Linked DNA regions of Homo sapiens: region 1 is linked to region 2. Evidence: read pairs that join two places in POLR2A ChIA-PET (ENCODE). Cell type or tissue: Panc1. All regions are shown on one strand. Each heading gives the region's core, and the rest is flanking DNA. Links, peaks and the distances in the headings are about the cores only. Region 1 overlaps FLNB (filamin B). Region 2 overlaps FLNB (filamin B).

Region 1 (5,374 bases), core at 70-5,069, 78 kb before region 2:
CACTGAAACCTCCACCTGCTGGGTTCAAGCCATCCTCCTGCCTCAGCCTCCCTAGTAGCTGGGATTACAGGTGTCTGCCACCACACTGGGCTAATTTTTGTATTTTTAGTAGAGACTGGGTTTTACCATGTTGGCCAGGCTTGTCTCGAACTCCTGACCTCAAGTGATTTCTCTTGTCTTGGCCTCCTAAAGTGATGGGATTACAGTCATGAGCTACCACGCCTGGCTTCCCTATTTTTTTAATGGCTCCTAATATATTGAGATCACATATCTAATATTTACATGTTATTTCTTTTTTATTTACCTTTTTTAATTAGTAGAGTTAATACAGATACAGACCATGAGTATACAAGCAAAGGAAAAAGCTGGTTAACCTGTGCACTTTTTTGTAACATGCTCTAATCCCATGTGTGCTTGTTTCTTCATTTTCCTGCCTTGCTATAGCTTATCCTTTTATCATTTTTGAAATTTTGACCAGAGGAGTAAATGGACTTTTGGGGAATGGGGAGGACAATGAACTTTTGGAAGTTACATGCAGAATTTTTTGGAGAGGGGCCCCTAGCTTTCAAAGGGGTCTGCAATTTCTCAAAAATGGTTAAAAACACTGATATTGGTGTGTTGGTTTAAAGTAATTTCACTTAATTGAGAAGCTGACTCAGTTTCTTAATATTTGTAGTGCTTGGTTTAAGAGGCATTTGCAAACACTTCAATAGTTGCAAAGTGATGTGTTCTGGGTGTTCATCCACCATGTCATTATCCTAGGTCATCACTCCTGAAGAAATCATTCACCCGGATGTGGACGAGCACTCAGTTATGACTTACCTGTCCCAGTTCCCCAAAGCCAAGCTCAAGCCGGGGGCTCCTCTCAAACCCAAACTCAACCCGAAGAAAGCCAGGGCCTATGGCAGAGGTGAGTGCTGGTCCTCTGGTGTTGTATTGGAGACATGTCCTCTGGTGTTGGAGATGATTTCATGGCTTCAAGAGTGATGTTCTTAGAATCAAAAATAGATAGGTGTAATCCTCAAAGAGACCCCAAGCCTCCTTTGTAACACATTTTATGACTGTTTTATTCTGCCTTGTTTTTCTAAGGCTTTAAGAAATGTTTCTGCTTAGATGGAAAGGGCAAGTTTGCTGCTTGGTGATTTTAGTGCAGTAGCCCATTGCTCCCATTTTTCAGAAGAGGAATCGCGGGGTAGGGAGTCGGGGGAGTTTGGTCTTGCCCCAGATCACCACAGTCAGTGATGGGGGTGGGCCATCTGGCTGCTGATTCATTTCTCCTTCTGTTACACTAAGCCTGCCTCAGATTTCCAGCCGGAGTGGGAGCTATTGTTAACCCCTGGCAGATACTTCCTTGCTAAGACATCCTGTTTATGACTGCGAGGCAGCTGCGGAACACCGTTTTGCTCAGAACATTATAGTGGGTAGAAGCCATTTCAAGGCATTTGGTGTTGTGATTGGCACCTGACTTCAAGCACACTAGCTTTGTGAAGAGAACAGTTACATGGCTGCAAAGTGTGGTTTCTGGTGAAGATCAACATGGCCAGATACAACTTAATGCCTTTTCTATGGGGGAGGGGAAGGAGTGCATTTTATTTCTCATTTTTCATAATTAAGAAAATATCGGCCGGGTGTGATGGTTCATGCCTATAATCTCAGCACTTTGAGAGGCCGAGGCGGGCAGATCACCTGAGGTCAGGAGTTGGAGACCAGCCTGGCCAACATGGTGAAACCCTGTCTCTACAAAAAATACAAAAATTAGCCAGGCATGGTGGCGGGTGCCTGTAATCCCAGCTATTCAGGAGGCTGAGGCAGGAGAATCGCTTGAACCCAGGAGGCAGAGGTTGCATCGAGCCGAGATCTTGCCACTGCACTCCAGCCTGGGTGACAGAGTGCGTGAGCCTCCGTCTCAAAAAAAAAAAACGAGAAAGAAAATGTTATCCCAGTGGGATAATAGTTATACACACAGTATTCTGTATATCTTCTCCCAGAATTGACAGTTGTTACCATTCTAGCTTAATAGTTTTCTCTTGCCCTTTGTGTGTGTTTGCATATGTGTTCATGTGTATGATTGCTGAATTATTTGAAAATAAGTTGCAAGCATGGTGACAGTTCTGTCCTCAGTACATCACTAAGCTTCTCCTAAGAATAGGATATCCTCTAGCATAACCACAGTATTCATTGCCACATGTAAGAAAATTAACAATAGTTTCATATAATCTAATATTCAGTTTGTTGTAGAATTTCTCTATTGTCCTAAGATTATCTTTTATAGTTGTTGCTGTTTTACAAACTAAGATCTGATTAAGGTTCACTTACTACATTTGTTTGTTATTTCTCTTTAGACTCTTTTCATGCTAAATAATTTCCCCAAACTTTTTTTTTTTTTTTTTTAAATGACACTGACTTTCTGAATAGTTAAGGGCATGTGTCTTGTAGGATGTTCCTTCCCTACAAATGTTCCCTTTGAATAAAGTATTTTCCTGCTTGGTATCAGCTTAGTCTTTTTTTTTTTTTTTTTTTTTGAGAGTCTTGCTCTGTCGCCCAGGCTGGAGTGCAGTGGCACGATCTCAGCTCACTGCAACCTCTGCCTCCTGGGTTCAAGCGATCCTCCTGCCTCAGCCTCCCGAGTAGCTGGGATTACAGGCATCCACCACCATGCCTGGCTAATTTTTGTATTTTTAGTAGAGATGGGGTTTCACCATGTTGGCCAGGCTGGTCTCCAACTCCTGGCCTCAGGTGATCTGCCCGGCTCGGCCTCCCAATCCGCTTATTCTTAAGACGACACATGGCTAGGGCAGTGATGCTGACCACGTGCTGTTCTCACCTCAGTGGTCGAGTCTTCTCATCTGACTTTTTGGGCATGATTTAGACCGGCAGATAGTTCTGGAACAAACCCCTTACCATTTGAGGTTCCGTTTGCAGTGGGTTGTGAGGTGTGTGAGACATCACTTGTGTTATGTAGGGACTAGGGACTTCAAAGCCCTCCTCCCATTCACAGTCACTTGAAGGCTGGCATGTCCTCACTTTCTTTAAAAGTGCTTTCTTTGGCCGGGCTTGGTGGCTCACACCTGTAATCCTAGCACTTTGGAGGCTGAGGCAGGCAGATCACAAGGTCAGAAGATTGAGACCATCCTGGCTAACAAGGTGAAACCCCATCTCTACTAAAAATACAAAAATTAGCTTGGCGTGGTGGTACAAGCCTGTAGTCCCAGCTACTCGGGAGGCTGAGGCAGGAGAATTGCTTGAACCTGGGAGGCGGAGGTTGCAGTGAGCCGAGATCGCGCCACTGCACTCCAGCCTGGGTGACAGAACGAGACTCTGTCTCAAAAAAAAAAAAAAAAAAGTGCTTTCTTTAAGGCATACCACAGGTGGTGGCTGGAATGAGGAATCTCTGACTTTAAAGGTTATGCTTCCTTAATGACAAAACAGTTGCAAACAACCAATTAAATCCTTTGTCAACCAGATTGGTCAAATGGACTGAATCTAATCAAGGCATAGTGTATGTTTGTAATAACCTTATCACTGGCCATCCGGCTTCCCTGTTGTTAATGTGAGACGGTTTCCTTTCACGGTGCTATTTTCTAGAAAATGATCACTTGTTATGGTTCAGGAATGTGGCTGGTCATTGCCATTTCCTTCATCTGCCTCTTAGCAAGTGTGGTGCACTTGTAGAGGAAACACACCCTTTTAAAAAAAAATTTTTTTTTATATGTGTGCTTTTTGCATTTTTTTAATTGTGGGAAAATATCCATAACATAAAATTCACTATTTTAACCATTTTTAAGTGTGGCATTAAGTGTATTCACGTTGTTGTGCAACCGCCACTGCTATCCATCTCCAGAACTTTTTCAACTTCCCAAACTGAAACTCCATACTCATTAAACAATAGCGCCCCATTCTCCCCTCTCCTCTGCTCCTGGTAACCTTTATTCTACTCCCTGTCTCTATGAATTTGCTTATTCTAGGGACCTCCTAGAAGTGAAATCATATGCTGTCTGTTAGGTACCTCCTAGAAGTGGAATCATACGCTGTCTGTTAGGTACCTCCTAGAAGTAGAATCATATGCTGTCTTTTTTTCTCTGGCTTACTTCATTTGTCATATGTTTTCAGGGTTCACCATGTTGTAGCATGTGTTAGAATTTCATTCCTTTTTAAGGCTGAATAATATTCCTTTGTACGTGTATATCACATTTTGCTTATACATTCGTCTGCTGATAGACATTTGGGTTGTTACATTCTTTTGGCTATTGTGAATAATGCTGCTATGAAAACATGGGTGTACAAGTGCTGTTTGAGACCCTGCTTTCAATTCTTTTAGGGATATACCCAGAAGTGGAATTGGTGGATCATATGGTAATTCTATATGCAGCTTATTTTTCAGGAGGAAGTGGCCTCACTCTGCTTTTTAAAGTAGGAGACAAAATGGTCATATTAGGTGACAGGGTCACAAGGCCACATGGGTGGGGCTGTGAGATATGTCCCTGTCATGTGGTTAGATGAAAGCCGGGGTCAGTTTTGGTCTTCTCTGTGTGACCACATTGCTTCATTTCTGCCACCTGAGCCCAGGAAGAGAGACCGTTTCATCTTCTAGTTTCTAAAAGATTTGAAAGTGTTGTTTTATTTTTTATTTCCTGATTGTTTAATAGATGCCAGTTGCCAGCCAGTTAGCATTTGTTGATCCATTCACTGAGTCCCACCTTGCTTAGTTCTAGTGGGTTGAAAGGAGAGAGGGCTGGGGTGAGGTGGACCTCCAGCCACAAACAGATCTTTGTGGTGGGCTTCCTTGCAGGGTTAGCTATGTGAAAAGCATTCGTCCATGAGCTAATCAGAAATCTTTGTAAAAATCTAGTTCTCTATGAAGCATTTACTGTAGAGCAATCCTTAAGCACCCTTCTATCTGAGTAATCAGAGGGGTACCAGTTGTCTCCTTTCATGGTAAGCAAAGCTCCGCAGAAGTTTACAGAGTTGGGGTGTGGTTCAACTTTCTAACCAGCCATGGTTAGCCACGGGTGACCAACCCAAGCCCAGACCTTTGACAAGCTGCAGAGTACGTTGTTTCTTAGGCTGCTGGAGTCACACGAAGTGGAACTTTTAGTATTTTAGGTGCATGTTTATTTACTTACTTATTTTTGTTGTTGTCGTTTTCAGATAGAGTCTCACTCTCTCTCTCTGTGTGTGGAGTGTCGTGATGCCATCACGGCTAACTGCAGCCTTGACCTTCTGGGCTCAAGTGATTCTCCCTCCTCAGCTTCCCTAGTAGTTCGGACCACAGGTGTGCACCACCATGTCCAGCTTTTTTTTTTTTTAATATTTTAGTTTGAGACCAGCCTGGCCATGTTGCCCAGGCTGGTCTCAAAATCCTGAGCTCAAGCAA
Region 2 (5,374 bases), core at 233-5,232:
CTGTTCAGGATTGGCTAGTCTTAAAATATCTCAAATGTTGTTGCTCAGCTTTGTTCTTAACCATCTGAACTTCTAATCCCCTCCTCCCAGAAGAGGAGATAGTTTCCAAGACAAAGTATGGGGAGTGAAACTGATCCAGGGAAGAGCAAAAGCTATGTCTTTCTATGGCTTCTTGTGGGGATACAACCTCTAAATGCATATTAATATTTAATAATAAGCTGACGTTTTCGAGCCTCTCTGTGTATGGGCTAGGCCCTGTGATAAATGTTTTGCATGCACAGCTTCATTTGATCTTTATAGTAGCCCTCGAGATAGATCGTTATTATGCCCATTTTACAGATGAGGAAACTGAGACTCGAAGAGGTTTGGCACCCTAGATATATAGCTAGGAAATGGTAGGAAATCCAGATCCAGCTGATTCTTAACTGCTATGGAGTACTGCCTTCTTTGCACACGTAGCCCTTTATAATATGTTCCTCCAGGTCTGCCCTTGAGATAACAAACAGCATAACATAAAACTGTGTTCGTGTTCGTGAGTGCATGACTTTGTTAGCTGCAGTATCCTCTTAAAAGAGGACACTTTTTTGACCTGGAACATACTGGGTTTTCTGGCCTGCATGGGCATTATTTTGGATGCTGAGATGATAGTCCTTTTGACCAGGATGTCTCAAGTATCCAAGCCCAGAAATCATCTCTTCTAGGCTGAATCAAGATGGTTTGCATAAGAGACCATGCAGATGCACGTCTCTGCTATCTTACATTAAAAATGCAGAATGGCTCACCTGCCCTTTGTTGTCATATGTTATATAGAAAAACCTATTTGCATGAGAACTGTCACCCACAGTTTTGGGTAGGGTCAGTGTGTGCCACTGAGCAGGAACGCCGAGGGCCATAACCTGTCTGATGTATTAAATTCTCAGGAATCGGGATTAAAAGTTAACCAGCCAGCATCCTTTGCTATAAGGTTGAATGGCGCAAAAGGCAAGATTGATGCAAAGGTGCACAGCCCCTCTGGAGCCGTGGAGGAGTGCCACGTGTCTGAGCTGGAGCCAGGTGAGCAGGAGGCCTGCTGGGGGGTCCCAGCACCAGCACTTTCCAGCAGAATGTTCCTGTAAATGTGTGTCCCAAGGGAGGGCTGATCAGTTTCATTACTGCCAGTGAGCCTCTGAATTCCCTTTGCTGTTGCCAGATATTGTTTATAAATTAGGGTTTAAACATGTGCCAGGGATAGGGAGACCCTTTATGCTAGGAGAGAATGCTCATTCTTTCTTTCTTTTTTAAACAAATGCTGGGCTGGGTACAGTGCCTTAACCTGAGAGGTCAAGGCTGCAGTGAGCTATGATGCAGTGAGCTATGATTGTGCCACTGAACTCCAGCCTGGGTGACAGAGTGAGACCCTGTCTCCAGAAAAAAAACAAAAAAACAAAAAAACACATACACACAACACAAAAACAAATGCTTCTTTGTTTTCTGTTAGTTTTTCAGATTCCTTTTGCATGACATTCATCATAATTTTTCTTTCATATTGTAACAACATCTTACAGATTTTTATTCATTGACCTTATGGCACGAGTAAGCATATTTTGATCTCACTTTACTCTAAAGGAAAAGTAGGTTAATGTTCTGTAAATTTAAAAAAGAAAATCTGGGTCTCTAGGCCCTAATGTCCTAAGATTTTTCTTGCTTGGTGCCTTGGTATATGGAATTCTCTGATTTAATCAACTTTAAAGAGACAGTGTTACCGGTGAACATAATAAATTTATTAAGTGTCAGAAACTTGAAGGAAGGTATAAGGCTCAAAGAGTTGCTCAAAGTTTAGTGAAGGCCTGGCCAAAAAGCAGATGATGACCCCAAATGATCACTAGTACCACAGGAGAACTGTGAAGCAAATGGTAAAGATGGTCAGAGCAGGAGAGAGAAATAGTTTCTGCCTCGGTGAGTTCAGGAGGGCTTCTCAGAGGAGGTGACATTTGATGTGGGCCTTGATGTATGAGGAGGAGACCTATGATTACTGCCTTATAGGGCATTTGTTGTGTGCCTGGCTGTATTTGTATAGTGTAGTTGGAAATCTAGGCTCTGACCAGGCATGGTGGCTCACACCTGTAATCTCAGCACTTTGGGAGGATCAGTTGAGCCCAGGAGTTTGGGACCAACCTGGGTAACATAGTGAGACCCCTTCTCTACAAAAAAAAGTAAAAAAAAAATTAGCCAGGCATGGTGGCACACACCTGTAGTCTACTTGTGGGGGATGAGGTGGGAGGATTGCTTATGTCCAGGAGGTCGAGACTGCTGTGAGCTGTGATCATGCCATTGCACTCCAGCCTGGGTAACACAGCAAGACCCTGTCTCAAAAAGAAAGAAAAAGGAATGTAGGCTCTGTGTGAACATTTAGATCTATGTTTCCTAGTAGGCAGAAAGGCAGTGGGGAGCCTCAGGAGGAACAAGTGTAAAGGATGGGGTCAGATCCTGGTTTTAGTCTGAAAGGCCAAGTGGCAAGCTGGTGCTCCCAGAGTGGTCCATTTGAGGAAGCAGTGGCACTGGAAATGGAGAGGAGGGACTTGAGGCCAGAGATCTATGGTGGCTATAGAGAGTGAGAGAGAGAATCCATTCCAAAATGTTCCACGTAGCTTAGTGATTGGGTCGGAAGATGACAGTGCAGTTATCAGAACTAGGGCCAGCCAGGCAGAGGGTGGGTGAGGATTGGTCAGGGCCTTAAAGGGTTTAATATTTTACTTTGAGGGGTTTTGAAGGATCCCCAATACCCAAATGGAGATGTTTACTAGATCACTGTGAGGTTTGGTGGCCTCAGCCCCAACAGTCCCTCACTGGGTACCCTCCCTCTTCTCTTAAAGCCAATGTGCTTCAGGGGAAGCTAACTCCACCCCAGACAGGATTTGAACCCCTACAGATGTATGAGATCATTAGCATGACACAGTTACTATTGATTGCAAATTACAGAATACCCAGCTCAAGCCAACTCACACAATAAAGGGGCCCAGTAAGTTGCATAACTAGAAAGTTCAAGACATCCAAGACAGGTTTCAGCAATTTGATTTGGTCATTGAGCTGCGCCCTGCAAGGCGTCAAATATTTCTGCTGTTCTGCTTTGTGGGCCTGGTTCTGGCCTTCCTCTTGGTGGCAGGATGGCCTTCCTCTTGGTGGCAGGATGGCTGCAGCAGCACCAGATGTCCCACCTTCACGCCACATCAATTAAGAGAGACACCCTCTCAGGATTCTTAGAAGTCGAGAGCCTCCTTTCCCAGAAGTCTCCAGCACGTCTGCCTTCCCCTCTCACTGACCTGGACACATGCCCACTGCTGAGTCATTTCCTGTGGCTAAAGAAATGCCATGTGCTCATTGACTAAGGCTTAGTGAAGAAGGATTTTTCCCTGATCCACTCAGGGACCACACCTGGACATGGCGGTGGAGCCAGCTTCCCCTACAACACATTGGCTTTAAGGGAGGCGGATGGGGACTGTTGGAGGATGTTCAGTGCCAAAGGACGTAGGGTGCACAGCTTCATGGAGGTGCACCTCTGTGGAGACGTCCAGAGGCAGGGAGAAGAGCTTTGGGGAACACAAATTCTGAGAGGGATGAAGAGTACTAGGCACCAGGGAGAGACCGAGAGACTACCTGGAGAGGTAGGAGGAGAACAGGCTCTGCACCCTGGGCAGGAGGGCTTCAAGGAGGAAGCGGCAGTCAGGTGGTGCACAATGGGTAGATGTTCTAGGTGCCCACTTCAGTTAACAGATTACCTTGCTACATGCTGTGACCCAAACGCACAGCCACAAACCTGCCCTGTGGGGGCAGTTCCTAGCTTTGAGCTTAATTAAGGAGCATTAATGCCAGTTGGAACCGTTTTTTTTCCCCTTCAAGTGGCCAAATAGAGAAACATAGAAGAAGTGAGGTTTTCTTTTTTCCCTTCATATATATTCCTTTTTATTTCTTGTTATGCCTTCCCAAAACAGAGACATTGAACAGTAGTTAGAATGGCCATCTCCCAATGTTTAAAAACAAACTGAACTCCCCAATGGGTGAACAAAGTAAAGAGTAGTAACCTGGAGTTCAGCTGAGTAAGCCGCTGCGGAGCCTTAAGTGGTGAGGTCTTCCAATTTCAGAGTGCTGTGTCTTCAACTTGTATCATCATTTTAGTGGAAAAACATAATTTAATTTTGGTGAAATGAGATTCATCTCGTGACAGGATTAGTAACAGCATTCACAGAATTTCACACTGAAGAAGTGAGGTTTTCTAAAGAAAGGAAGTGTTCTTCTGAGGCAGGGGTCAGAGTCTTGTCCTGTGTTTATAGGATTTGCAATGTGGATGCGTTTCCCTTGGGGCTGATGAGGGATACCCAGGGGGTCTGTCTGGTTCTGAAATCCAGGATGCTGAGTGCCAGGCTCCCTGTAGAACTGTTGATTTTAAATGGGCCATCTCAGCTTGGCCTCCATCCTTTATCCTCACTGAACTCAGGGGTGTCCATTTGCTTGATTTCACCCTGTGCCTTTGCTCATTCTCCTAGATAAGTATGCTGTTCGCTTCATCCCTCATGAGAATGGTGTCCACACCATCGATGTCAAGTTCAATGGGAGCCACGTGGTTGGAAGCCCCTTCAAAGTGCGCGTTGGGGAGCCTGGACAAGCGGGGAACCCTGCCCTGGTGTCCGCCTATGGCACGGGACTCGAAGGGGGCACCACAGGTAACCCACTCTTCTGCTTCTTGAAGCCTTAACTGAACCAGCTCCAGGGACCAAGCCAGATGGAAATCCTCAAGCCCCATGAAAGCTTTTTACACGTACTCCCCGTGGAAACTGGGGTCATGCACACTTCGGAGGCGCTTGCTGTCCAAAGCTGTTTTGGGAGTTGCGGTTTGACCCACGATAAATCCAGAGTGAGAGCTCGATGGCCGTGTTATCACACCTCATTACTGTTAGTTGTGATTCAGATTCCTTCCTCTGCCAAGTTTCTTGACTTTCAGAACAGGATGCTGATAGTCAGGGAACACAGCACAGTGTCATTAATTTTGAGGGTTTCTTTGCCTGCACAGAATTCATGATGCGTCCAAGTGGGCTCCTACCCGTCTGTTCTTTCATGGTACCAGGCTCCCAGAAATGCACTGAAGCAGCAATAAGACCTGTCCCAGCCTATCTCCTCCTCTTTTTACTCTCAGATCTTAATGGAGGAGGAGAAAAGACTGAAATGTTCAAAGAATTCTGAAGCTTTTTAGACCCGTTACAATTTACTTTTATTCTTTGCCACAGATGGGACATGTTTGATTATGAAAGATACAGGCAGTGAAGAAGTAAATAAAGTGAGACTCACTCCATCTTCTCTCCTCCTCCCCCACCTGGGTCTGGAAGCAAACGGCTCTGGGAAG

What was found. Peaks named below come from ENCODE experiments on the same cell type or tissue, not always from the same donor. Only the 100,000 strongest peaks of a DNase experiment are listed, where the experiment ranks them.
Region 1: POLR2A ChIA-PET joins it to region 2 with 9 read pairs; 3 of 35 experiments call an interaction of 5 or more read pairs at or near these places.

The regions. Positions count from the first base shown.
Region 1 is chr3:58,080,867-58,086,240 of GRCh38, forward strand. It overlaps FLNB (filamin B), which reads left to right. Exons shown (of 46, transcript NM_001457.4): 4 at 763-910. Among named protein-coding and RNA genes, the nearest start is that of FLNB, 75 kb to the left of the region's middle. In Panc1, for the core only: no CTCF peak of the experiment used is centred there; no DNase peak of the experiment used is centred there; H3K27ac peaks cover 499 bases.
Region 2 is chr3:58,158,634-58,164,007 of GRCh38, forward strand. FLNB (filamin B) reads left to right here. Exons shown (of 46, transcript NM_001457.4): 42 at 921-1,053; 43 at 4,521-4,697. It overlaps FLNB-AS1 (FLNB antisense RNA 1), which reads right to left. Exons shown (of 2, transcript NR_135534.1): 2 at 3,914-5,374. Among named protein-coding and RNA genes, the nearest start is that of FLNB-AS1, 9.3 kb to the right of the region's middle. RefSeq lists enhancers at 2,921-4,120, 3,129-3,423 and a silencer at 2,996-3,193. In Panc1, for the core only: no CTCF peak of the experiment used is centred there; a DNase peak (open chromatin) is centred at 3,288; H3K27ac peaks cover 2,749 bases.